3 separate regions of the Homo sapiens genome follow, and regions 1 and 3 are each linked to region 2. Evidence: read pairs that join two places in POLR2A ChIA-PET (ENCODE). Cell type or tissue: PC-3. All regions are shown on one strand. Region 1 overlaps RAC1 (Rac family small GTPase 1). Region 2 has its middle 12 kb from the start of CYTH3. Region 3 overlaps CYTH3 (cytohesin 3).

Region 1 (4,000 bases), 100 kb before region 2:
TTTTTTTCCCCATAAGGGAAAAAGAATCAGGTCCTTGCCTCATTCTATACCAAAAATAAGTCCTAAATGAATTAAAGATAAAAATTTTAGCCACAAAAATCCTAGAAAAAAATACTAGAGCATACTTTTGCATTATTTAAGTAGGAAAGGCCTTTCTAAGTACAACATACAATTCTGAGGGAGAGGTGGTATTATCATTATTATTATTATTTTTTTTTTGAGACAGAATCTCACTGTCACCCAGGCTGGAGTGCAGTGGTGCGATCTCGGCTCACTGCAACCTCCACCTCCTGGGTTCAAGTGATTCTCCTGCCTCAGCCTCCTGAGGAGCTGGGATTACAGGTGCACGCCACCATGCCCGGTTAATTTTTGTATTTTTAGTAGAGATGGGGTTTCACCATGTTGATCAGGCTGGTCTTGATCTCCTGACCTCATAATGCGCCCACCTCAGCTTCCCAAAGTGCTGGAATTACAGGTGTGAGCCACCGTGCCCGGGTAAGGTGGTATTATTTACATTAAATGCTAAATTTCTATATGGCAGAAGACACCATAATGAAGTACAAAGACAAATGACAGACTGAGGATTATTTACAAAACGTTCCATCAGGCTACGTGCAGTGGAGCATGCTACTCAATAGGCTGAGGTGGAAGGACCAGTACTTCAAGTCCGGCCTGGGCAATACTGCAAGACCCCATCTCAAAAAAAAAAAAAAAAAAAAAGGGAGGGAGGGAGGGAGCAAGGGAGGGAGGGGAAAAGAAAGGAGAAGGAAGGAGGGAAGGAGGGAAGGAGTAGGAGAGGAGGGAAGGAGGGAGAGAGGGAGGGAGAGGAGGAGGGAGGGAAGAAAGGAAGGGAGGAAGGGAGGGAGAGAGGGAGGGAGGGAAGGAAGGAAGGAAATGTTCCATCAGTAAGAAAAAATTTCAGTAGAAAAATACAAAAGATTTAAACAGACAATTCACAAGAGACTAAAAATGTACAGTAAACATTCAAAAGAGCCAGGTGTGGTGGCTCACGCCTGTAATCCCAACACTTCGGGAGACCAAGGTGGAGAATCACCTGAGGCCAGGTCTTCAAGACCAGCCTGGGCAATATAGCAAAACATAGCTCTACAAAAACACATATTTTTTTTTTCTTTTTTGGAGACAATGTCTTGTTCTGTTGCCCAGGCTGGAGTGCAGAGGCACAATCTTGGCTCACTGCAACCTCCACCTCCCAGGTTCAAGCAATCCTCCTGCCTCAGCCTCCCGAATAGCTGGGATTATAGTCATGTGCCACCATGCCCAGCTAATTTTTGTATTTTTAGTAGAGACAGGGTTTCACCATCTTGGCCAAGTTGGTCTCAAACTCCTTACCTCAGTGATCCGCCCAGCTCAGCCTCCCCAAGTGCTGGGATTACAGGCGTGAGCAAACTTTTTTAATTAAAAAAAAAAAAAATTCAAAAGATTTTAACCACATCTGTGATTGGAAATGAAAACGGTTAGATAACTTCAACCCACGTTAATGGCAGTGTGTACTAAGAGGCCACTTAAGTCAAGGCCAGCAAAGTGACAGCTTTATAGACAGCAATTTGGTAGTTATCTACCAAAAAATAATTTTTTAATTTTTTTTTTTTTTTGGGAGACAGAGTCTCACTCTGTTACCCAGGCTGAAGTGCAGTGGCACAATCTTGGCTCACTGCAACCTCTGCTTCCCGGGTTCAAGCAATTCTCATGCCTCAGCCTCCTGAGTAGCTGGGACTACAGGAGTGCACCACCACACCCGGCTAACTACTGTATTTTTAGCAGAGGTGGGGGTTTTAACATGTTGGCCAGGTTGGTCTCGAACTCCTGACCTCAAGTGATCCTTCCGTCTTGGCCTCCCAAAGTGCTGGGATTACAGGCGTGAGCAATCACGCCCAGCTGTATCTACCAAAATTTAAAACATCCATTGTCTTTTGATTTGGCACGATTTTGCTTCTAATAATCTATCAAGTGTACACAAAGACATAAGGGACAACACTGAACCCAGCAATGTTTGTTAACACCAAGAGTCCAAGTGACCAGTGGGTTAAATCAGTTATAGTACTTCAAAATCATTAATCATTAATGATTAAACCTTTATCTACATATGTAGATAAGGAAAATCTCCCCCATAAATTTAGGACAACAGGGACAGCATGATTCCACTTACAGTAAAAAATGGGTGCCGTGGCTCACGCCTGTAATCCCAGCACTTTGGGAGGCTGAAGTGGGCAGATCACCTGAGGTCAGGAGTTTGAGACCAACCTGGCCAACATGGTGAAACCCGTCTCTACTAAAGAAACAAAAATTAGCCAGGTGTGGTGGTGTATGCCTGTAATCACAGCTACCTGGGAGGCTGAGGCAGAGAATCACTTGAACCCAGGAGGCAGACGCTGCAGTGAGCTGAGATCGCATCACAGCACTCCATCCTGGGCAAGAGAGAGAGACTAACTCCAAAAAAAAAAAAAAAAAAGGAAAACAACAACAACAACAACAAAAACATGGGTACGACACTTCAGAGAGCACCTGGGTGTGTGTTGTGCCTGAGGAGGTGAACACAGGTGGGGAGGAGGCGACACCTCCCCAGCCTGCACAGGGAGGACTCACAGCAGCTGCAGGATGGTGCATTATGAGGCTCAGCTACGTGCGCTCCCGGGTAACCCATCACCAGAGCAGCACTTTCCTGTCTCCACCCAATTCTGCTGCCTATAGGGAGTAAGCAATTCAATAGCCAATTCCACCCTCCCATTCCCCCTTCAACACACACACCCAAGTTTCAATTCCAAAGCCCTACACCTCAATGCGGACATGTAACCAACTGATGACTTATCAGAAAAGGCCAATTAAAACGTAATGGAATCTTTCCCTTTCCAGTTCCCAGAAAGCCAGTGTATCTGAAACTCGTGCACTGACAAGGACTGTTTCTGATCAGACTTTTGGTCAGAGTTCTTGTGTCCAACTATGGTTTTCTTTAACATCATCCAGTCTCTGTACCTCACAGACAGTTAAAGTTTGCTTTCTGGATGTCTAAAAATCAACTAGCAAAGTTGTGAAAAGTTTATATTACCCTAAGTTTCTTTTTTTTTTTTCTTTTGAGATGGAGTTTCGCTCTCATTGCCCAGGCTGGAGTGCAGTGGCGTGATCTTGGCTCACTGCAACCTCCGCCTCCACGGTTCGAGTGATTCTCCTGCCTCAGCCTCCCAAGTATGTGGGATTACAGGCACCCGCCACCACACCTGGCTAATTTTTTGTATTTTTAGTAGAGATGGGGTTTCATCACGTTGACCATGCTGGTCTCGAACTCCTGACCCTCAGTTGATCCACCCGCCTCAGTCTCCCAAAGTGCTGAGATCACCACCCCCAGCCCTATTTTTTAAAAGCCTAATATACCTTATAATTAGGTTTCAGTGAATGTTTAAGAAAAAATTAGTATCTGTTCATATGAGGATTAAAGATGGCTTTACAGCAAAACAAATGGTCAAAGAAATGTGAAACCCGTAACACAAACAGGTTAATTCCCAATTTAAGATACTTACACAGTAGGGATATATTCTCCAGGAAATGCATTGGTTGTGTAACTGATCAGTAGGCAAGTTTTACCTACAGCTCTAAAGAGAAAGAGAAAAAAGGTTGCTTAGTCAACATGAATGTAATCTTAGCTTTCACTATTAAGTTAAAATAATTTCTAGAGAAAAAAAATCAAGGCATATACATCACATACTTAGCATTAAAGAAAATGTTTTCTATAACCCTTTATCACCACATACACATTGGTACCCTGAAATTTAAAGTAAACAAACTAGAATTTCTCAGAAAGATAGAGTCAGGAGCCATCACATTCTGTTTAGGTACCCGGTGTTAGCATTAATAGTCAAGAAACAGTTGTCACCTAGCTACAAGACTCAAGAGAAACAAGATTTTAAAACTTCACGTCTCTTCTGTGAACATCTGTAGAGCCTCTCATCAAGAATCTTAAGTTTGATCCTGAAGATATTTTCTTTTT
Region 2 (4,000 bases):
AACTTGGCAGTGTGGAGGGGTTAGAAGGGCCGTGACTAAGCTTCCAGCCAGCTGACTGGCCATCTTCTGATGAGCAGGCGGGCGCCGAGGGGAGACTGTGCCCTGGGCAGTGCATTTGTGTGGCGGCGCCAGAATGGGATTTTTGTTTGCTTGTTTTCCAGCTCCTTTTTTACACACAGCAAAATGTTGCATGCTTGAGGTTGTGTCTCCTGTTTCCTTTTGTAGAAGACAATCCTTCACTTCCCAGATGGAATCAATCTGGGATGTATTTTCTCTGTGAGCCAGCCGTGTGCACAGTTCCGGGATGGTGGAGACTGTCTTCTCTGGGCGTCCTTAGCAAAAGACTCCACTTACCAGAGACCACCAAAGAGACAGAATCAAACAATATTAGGGTCCTAGGGCTGCTGTAACAATGACTGCAGATCGGGGTCTTAAAAGCAACAGAAGTTGTCCAGGCGTGGTGGCTCACGCCTGTAATCCCAGCACTGTGGGAGGCTGAGGCAGGAGGATAGCTTAAGGCCAGGATTTCGAGACCAGCCTGGGTAACGTGGTGAAACACCGTCTCTACTAAAAATACCAAAAAAAAAAAAAAAAAAAAGCTGGACGTGGTAGTGCACGGCTGTAATCCCAGGCTGAGGCAGGAAAATTGCTTGAACTCGGGAGGCGGAGGTTGCAGTGAGCCAAGATCGTGCCACTGCACTCCATCCTGGGTGACAAGAGCGAAACTGTGTCTCAAAAAATAAACAAACAAACAAAAAACAATAATTAGCCATATGTGGTGGCACCCACCTGTGCTCCCAGCTACTCGGGAGGCTGGAGGTGGGAGGATTGCTTGAGCTCACTTGAAGGCTGCAGTGAGCTATGATCGCAGCACTGCACTCCAGTGTGGGCAACAGAGTGAGACTCTGTCTAAAAAAAAAAAAAAAAAAAAAAAAAAAAAAAGTAAAAAAAAGGGGAGGATCCTTCTAGGCCTCTCTTCCAGCTTCTGGTGGCTCCCGGCAATCCTTAGTATTCCGTAGATGGTAGCTGCATTGCTGCCATGTCTGCCTCCATTGTCACACACTTCCTTGTGTGTGTCTTCTCTCTTTTTTTTTTGGAGACGGAGTCTCACTCTGTCACCCAGGCTGGAGTGCAGTGGCGCGATCTCGGCTCACTGCAACCTCCGCCTCCCAGGTTCAAGTGATTCTCCTGCCTCAGCCTCCCAAATAGCTGGGACTACAGGCGTGTGCCACCACACCCGGCTAATTTTTTGTATTTTAGTACAGACGAGGTTTCACCATGTTGGCCAAGCTGGTCTCGAACTCCTGACCTCAAGTGATCCCCCCACCTCGGCCTCACGAAGTGCTGGGATTACAGGCGTGAGCCACTGTGCCCAGCTCTACCTCTCTTTTAAGCAATACTGCATTTCGTTTGTTGTTGAGGTTCAATCATCTTTATTCCCTCGAGGCCTTTCCCAGTTAATGCCAGCCAACCCTAGGTAGCCCCTGTGAAGTTGGGGCTTCTAGGAGGCAGTTAGAAGTGGGGGAGCTCATTCAGGGCTGCGTGGTGAGGGAGCTGCACAACAGGGGAAACTTCTAGTACAGATGGGACGTCAGGAAAAGACAGGAAGGAAGGGCCTCTGCTGTAGTGCAGCTCTCAGCGTCTCGCCAGCTCCATGGGGGCCCAGAGTAGAAGCTGCCAGGGGAGGAGCCCCAGGATGCCCTTGTCCCCTGCTGTCCACCCAGTTTCCCCGCTGGGTGACATCTCATGTAACTGTAGTAAAATATCAAAACCAGGAGTTCGACATTGGCATAAAGGGTGTATGTGGTTCTGTGTCATCGTATCACACAGGTAGATCCATCCATGCGATCATCGCCGCAATCAGGATACAGATCTGGGCCAGGCTCGATGACTCATGCTTGTAATTCCAGCACTTTGGGAGGCGGAAGTGGGCGGATCACTTGAGGCCAGGAGTTCAAGACCAGCCTGGGCAACAGCCGTTCAACAACAACAACAACAACAAACTTAACAAACTAGCTGGGTGTGGTAGCTCGCGCCTGTATTCCCAGCTACTCACTCGGGAGGCTGAGGTGGGAGGATCACTTGAGCCCGGGAGGTCGAGGCTGCAGTCAGCTGTGATTGTGCCACTGCACCAGCCTGGGCAACAGAGTGAGACACTGTCTCCCACTTCCTGAAAAATGATACAGATCTGTTCCATGATCTCAAATGCCAGAGAGCCTCCTGCTTCCCTGCTGCAGTCACACCACTCTCCTCCCCCACGAACATACCAACCCTTGTCAATCACTAATCTGTTTTCCATCTTTACAATGTTGTCATTTTGAAAATGTTACATAAATGAATTCCTATAGTATGTGATCTTTTGAGATTGGCTTTTATCGCTCAATGTAATGCCCTTGAGATGCGTCCAAACTGATGCTCATATTGTTTGTTCATATTTTTATTGTTGAGTAGTATTCCATGGTATGGACGTACCAGTTTAATTTTTTACTTATTGTAGGACACCTTGGTTGTTTCCTGTTTTTGGTTATTACGAATAAATTGCTGTGAGTATTCATGTCTGTGGTTTTGCTGGGACATAACTTTTTTGATTGTTTGTTTTGAGACAATGAAATCACTCCGTTGCCTAGGCTGCAGTGCAGTGGCAGGATCACGGCTCACTGCGGCCTCCACCTCCTGGGCTCAAGTGATCCTACTGCCTTAGCCTCCCGAGTAGCTGGAACTGCAGGCTCATGCCACCACGTCCAGCTAATTTTTGTATTCTTTGTAGAAATGGGGTCTTGCTGTGTTACCAAGGCTGGTCTCAAACTCCTGGGCTCAAAGGATCCGCTCACCCCAGCCTCCTAAAGCGCTGGGACTACAGGCATGACCCACCATGCCCAGCCGAACATAACTTTTTTTTTTTTTGAGACAGAATCTTGTTCTGTCTCCCAGGCTGGAGTGCAGTGGCGCAACCTTGAGGGCTCACTGCAATCTCCGCCTCCCAGGTTCCAGAGATTCTCCTGCCTCAGCCTCCTGAGTAGCTGGGATCACAGGCGCCCACCACCATGCCAGGCTAATGTTTTGTATTTTTAGTACAGATGGGGTTTCACCATGTTGGCCAGGCTTGTCTCAAGCTCCTGACCTCAAGTGATCTGCCCGCCTCGGCCTCCCAAATTGCTGGAATTACAGGCATGAGCCACCACGCCCAACCCTGGATTCTTTTTTTTCCTGCTAAGTTTTAGAGTTCTTTATACATTCTAGGAATGAGTAAGCTTTCAGATATGCAACACATTTCTCCCTGCAAATATTGGAAATATTTTTGCAATTATTTTCTCCCTTTGTGGCTTTTTTTTTTATCCTTTTAATTGGGTCCTTCACAGAGTATAAGTTTTAAATTTTGATGAAGTTCAGTTTATTGATGTTTTTTCTTTTATGGATCATGTGTTTTTGTTGTTGTTGTTGAGACAGACTCTGGCTCTTTTTCCCAGGCTGGAGTGCAGTGGTGTGATCTCGACTCGCTGCAACCTCTGCCTCCCAGGCTCAAGCCATCCTCCCAACTTAGCCTCCTGAGTAGCTGGAACTACAGGCATGTGCACCACCATGACTGGCTAATTTTTGTGTTTTTGGTAGAGACAGGGTTTCTTCATGTTGCCCAGGCTGGTCTCAAACCCCTAAGCTCAAGCAATCTGCCTGCCTTGGCCTCCTGAACTGTTGGGATTACAGGCGTGAGCCACCATGCCCGGCTGGATTGTGCTTTTCAAAGTGTCATGTCTGGCCGGGTGCGGTGGCTCATGCCTGTAATCCCAGCACTTTGGGAGGCCGAGGTGGGCGGATCACGAGGTCAGGAGACTGAGAGCATCCTGGCTAACACGGTGAAACCCCGTCTCTACTAAACATACAAAAAAAAAAAAAATAGCTGGGCGTGGTGGCAGATGTCTGTAGTCCCAGCTACTTGGGAGGGTGAGGCAGGAGAATGGCATGAACCTAGGAGGCGGAGCTTGCAGTGAGCCAAGATCACACC
Region 3 (4,000 bases), 94 kb after region 2:
GACTTGTGGCTGGGCACAGTGGCTCACATCTGTAATCCCTGTGCTTTAGGAGGCCAAGGTAGGAGTTTTGCTTCAGGCCAGGTGTTCAAGGCCAGCCTGGGCAACATAGCAAGACCCTGTCTTTAAATTTAAAAAAAAAAAAATTAGCCAGACATGGTGGCGCATGTCTGTAATCCTAGCTACTTGGGAGGCTGAGGTGGGAGGATTGCTTGAGCCCAGGAGTTCAAGGCTACAGTGAGCCATTGCAGCATTTCACTGCAGTGAGATCCTGGCCAGCAGAGTGAGATCCTGTCTCTACAAAAAACAATAATATAATTTGTAGGAGTTACATATTTTGAATCCGAATTCTTTGGCAGTTTCTGGCTCAGCTCTTCTTCACTCTGTGGTGTGGAACTTTTGGAGAATAAAGTTTTTATTTATTAATTTTTTTTTGAGACACAGATTCTGTGTTGCCCAGACTGGAGTGCAGTGGCACAGTCAGCCTCACAGTCATGATCATAGCTCACTGCAGCCTCAAACTCCTGGGCTGAAGTGATCCTCCCACCTCAGGCTCCCAAAGTGACTGGGCCCACAGGCATGCACCACCATGCCTGGCTATTTTTCATTTTCTTTAGTTCAGATGGGGGTCCCACTGTATTGCCCAGGCTGGTCTCGAACTCCTGGCCTCAAGTGATCCTCCCACCTTGGCCTCCCAAAGTGCTTGGATACAGGCATGAGCCACCTTGCCTGGCCTAGTTTCTTAACTTTGATATAATTAAATGTATTAATATTTTCCTTTGTGATTTATATTTTGTCTATCTTGTTTAAGAAGTCCTTCCCTGGCTGAGTGCAGTGAACCCAGGAGACGGAGGATGCAGTGAGACAAGATTGTGCCACTGCACTCCAGCCAGGGTGACAGAGTCAGATTCTGTCTCAAAAAAAAAAAAAAAAAAAAAAGTCCTTCCCTACCCTGAAATTATAAAAAAAATTCTCCTGTATTTACTTCTAAAAATTGTGTAGCGTTTCCCCTTCACATTTATACTTTTAATCCACTTGTAATTGATTGAAAATATGTGTGATTGATAACATACAATCTGCTTTTATTTTTTCCATATAAATAACTGTTTTCACACATATTTATTGAAGAGTCCAGTCTGTTTTTGAGCTGAGTGTCAGCTCTGCTGTGAATCATATTTTCGTCGGCCTGTGGTCTTTTCCTGGGCGCTGTCTATGTTGATTTATTTATTTATTTATTTTAATTTTTGTAGAGAAAGGATCTCACCATCTTGCTCAGGCTGGTCTTGAACTCCTGGGCTCAAGCGATCCTCCTGCCTCAGTGTCCCAAAGTGCTGGGATTAGAGACGTGAGCCACCGTGCCTGAATTTAGCCTTCTTTCATAGTCATCATTTTATTTGTGAGACTCATCCATATTGATAGACTTAGCTCATTCTTTTTAATTTTTTTTTTTTCCCGAAACAGAATCTCCCTCTGTTGCCCAGGCTGGAGTGCAGTGATGTGATTTTGCCTCACTGCAGCCTCCGCCTCCTGGGTTCAAGCAGTTCTCCTGCCTCAGCCTCCCGAGTAGCTGAGATTACAGGCATGCGTCACCACACCCAGCTGATTTTTGTATTTTTAATAGAGATGGGGTTTCACCGTGTTGGCCAGGCTGGTCTCAAACTCCTGACCTCAAGTGATCCACCCACCTCAGCCTCCTAAAGTGCTGGGATTACAGGCATGAGCCACCGTGCCTGGCCTGAAAAAATATTTTTGTTGGATGGGATTCTATTTTATGAATGTACCGCAATTTATTCGTGTTCTTACTGATGAATATTTAGGCTGTTTTCTGGTTATAAAGAGCGCTCCTATGAGTGTCTCAGATACAGTCTCAATGGGAGCATTTCTTTAGGATAAATACCTGCGTATGGAATTGCTGGGTGGCAGCATGTACCCACCTCAACCTTGCTGGATGTTGCCAATGTGTTCTCCAAAGTAGTTAATTATTTTTTTCTTCTTTCAGTGCCTGAAGACCTCTCATTAGAAGAGAGAGAAGAACTTCTAGACATTCGTCGAAGAAAAAAGGAACTTATTGATGACATTGAGGTAAAAAAAAAAAAAAAAAACCAAAAATCCAAAACTCTGTTTTTTGCTTTTGAGTAAAATAGTAAAAGAGTAGCCTCACAAAAATGTAAAAAAAAAAAAAAACCCAAAAACAAAAAATAACAAAAAAAAAAGATGTTTAGTGTGTGCATATAAGAACTACACAAAGAGACAGAGTGAAAAGTTATCAAGTTGGGAAAGCAAAGACTCCACACAGGCAGTGAGACCCCGGGTAGAAATCAAGACATCGTAGAACTGAGGTCAGCAGTAGCCAGCTCGCAAACCCAGGGCCACAGGCAGCGTATCATCTAAAGCAGCAGCAAGCCACGAGCGCATTGCTCTGTCAAATTGTGCACTGAGACCCTCTTTCGTTAACTAATATGTTTTTTTGTTTGTTTTTTTCTTTTTGCTTTTTTGAGACAGAGTCTCGCTCTGTTGCCCAGGCTGGAGTGCAGTGGCACAATCTGGGCTCACTGCATCCTTTGCCTCCTGGGTTCACGCCATTCTCCTGCCTCAGTCTCCTGAGTATCTGAGATTACAGGCACCCACCACCACACCCAGCTAATTTTTTGTATTTTTAGTAGAGACAGGGTTTCACTGTGTTAGGCAGATTGGTCTTGATCTCCTGACCTCGTGATCCGCTCACCTCAGCCTCCCAAAGTGCTGGGATCACAGACGTGAGCCACTGCGCCCAGCCACCAATATGTTAATGTTCTAGCACCTAGAACATTGCCTGTTCCATTTTTGGCTCTCAGATGCCCTTTGAGTGAATATGTGGGCATGTATTGGGTTCCAGCTGTGTACCAAGTGCCTACCAGGTGGTAGGAGTAGGATGACACATTAGGCCGGGCACAGCGGCTCACACCTGTTATCCCAGCACTTTGGGAGGCCAAGGCAGGAGGATCTCTTGAGCCCAGGAGTTCAAGACCAGCCTGGGCAACATGGTCAAACCCCATCTCTACAAAAAATGCACGCCACCATGCCCAGCTAAGTTTTGTACCTGTAGTCCCAGATACTCGGGAGGCTGAGGTGGGAGGATCACCTGAGCCCAAGAAGCTGAGGCTACAGTGAACTGTGATTGTGCCAGTGTACTGCGGACTGGGCAACAGAGCAAGACCCTGTCTAAAAAAAAGAAAAAGTAAAGACAAATAAAAACACAGGCACACAAACATGGGCTCTTCCACACTTGTGTACTTTACTCAGAGGATGGGGTAGAGGGCGGTCCCACAGGAGAAGCATGTGAATAAAGCCACCGTCTCGGCGTGGGAGAGCCTGTGATTGTTACAGAAGTGATTCAGAGGGCCGGCCCTGGCTCCTTCCGTTTGGGGCTTCCTTGGGAAAGTCAATCAGACATGGAGGTCTTCTTTGAGAAGCTTTCTAGTCATTGTCATTGCCAAAATAAATGTGGCTTCACAGGCCACGGCAAGGACAGGCCTTGTCCCAGACAATAGCTCCTTTCTAGGAGTTTGCGTTTTAAGTCCGAGTGTCTTGGCATATAATAGGGTCCTGAATAAAAATGTCTTTGTATTTGAAAGGTAATTCATGGAAATTTTTCTTCTAAGGTTACCCTTCATTCTTGGGAAAATCAGATAACCCAGAATTGGTCTCTGGTTGAAGAATAAGGATGTATATTATTTGGACCTTAGTAATCAGCCTGCTGGATAAATGTGGAATCGTAATCTAGCTCTAACTACTTCATTTTATCAGTGAGCACACTGAGGCCCAGGGAAGTTGGAGGCTTCCAGAGGTCAGTCTCATTAGTAGGGGTCACATCAAGGGAAAGGGGGTCTGTCCCCTTGGATGCATTTGGCTTCTCTGAGTGCCCTGAGTCAGTTCTGTTCACCCCCGGGCTCTGTCCATGGTGCTTCATCTCATTCAAGGTGATACAAGTGATCCTGAGACCACTGACCTAAACACACCTGAG

The links. Peaks named below come from ENCODE experiments on the same cell type or tissue, not always from the same donor. Only the 100,000 strongest peaks of a DNase experiment are listed, where the experiment ranks them.
Region 1: POLR2A ChIA-PET joins it to region 2 with 6 read pairs; 5 of 35 experiments call an interaction of 5 or more read pairs at or near these places.
Region 3: POLR2A ChIA-PET joins it to region 2 with 8 read pairs; 6 of 35 experiments call an interaction of 5 or more read pairs at or near these places.

The regions. Positions count from the first base shown.
Region 1 is chr7:6,386,817-6,390,816 of GRCh38, reverse strand. It overlaps RAC1 (Rac family small GTPase 1), which reads right to left. Exons shown (of 6, transcript NM_006908.5): 2 at 3,534-3,605. Among named protein-coding and RNA genes, the nearest start is that of RAC1, 14 kb to the right of the region's middle. In PC-3, no CTCF peak of the experiment used is centred here; no DNase peak of the experiment used is centred here.
Region 2 is chr7:6,282,814-6,286,813 of GRCh38, reverse strand. No RefSeq gene overlaps it. Among named protein-coding and RNA genes, the nearest start is that of CYTH3, 12 kb to the right of the region's middle. RefSeq lists enhancers at 2,310-3,191, 3,192-4,000. In PC-3, no CTCF peak of the experiment used is centred here; DNase peaks (open chromatin) are centred at 1,873, 2,263, 2,573, 3,233 and 1 weaker place; H3K4me3 peaks cover 643 bases; H3K27ac peaks cover 2,967 bases.
Region 3 is chr7:6,188,528-6,192,527 of GRCh38, reverse strand. It overlaps CYTH3 (cytohesin 3), which reads left to right. Exons shown (of 13, transcript NM_004227.4): 2 at 1,997-2,079. Among named protein-coding and RNA genes, the nearest start is that of CYTH3, 82 kb to the left of the region's middle. In PC-3, no CTCF peak of the experiment used is centred here; no DNase peak of the experiment used is centred here.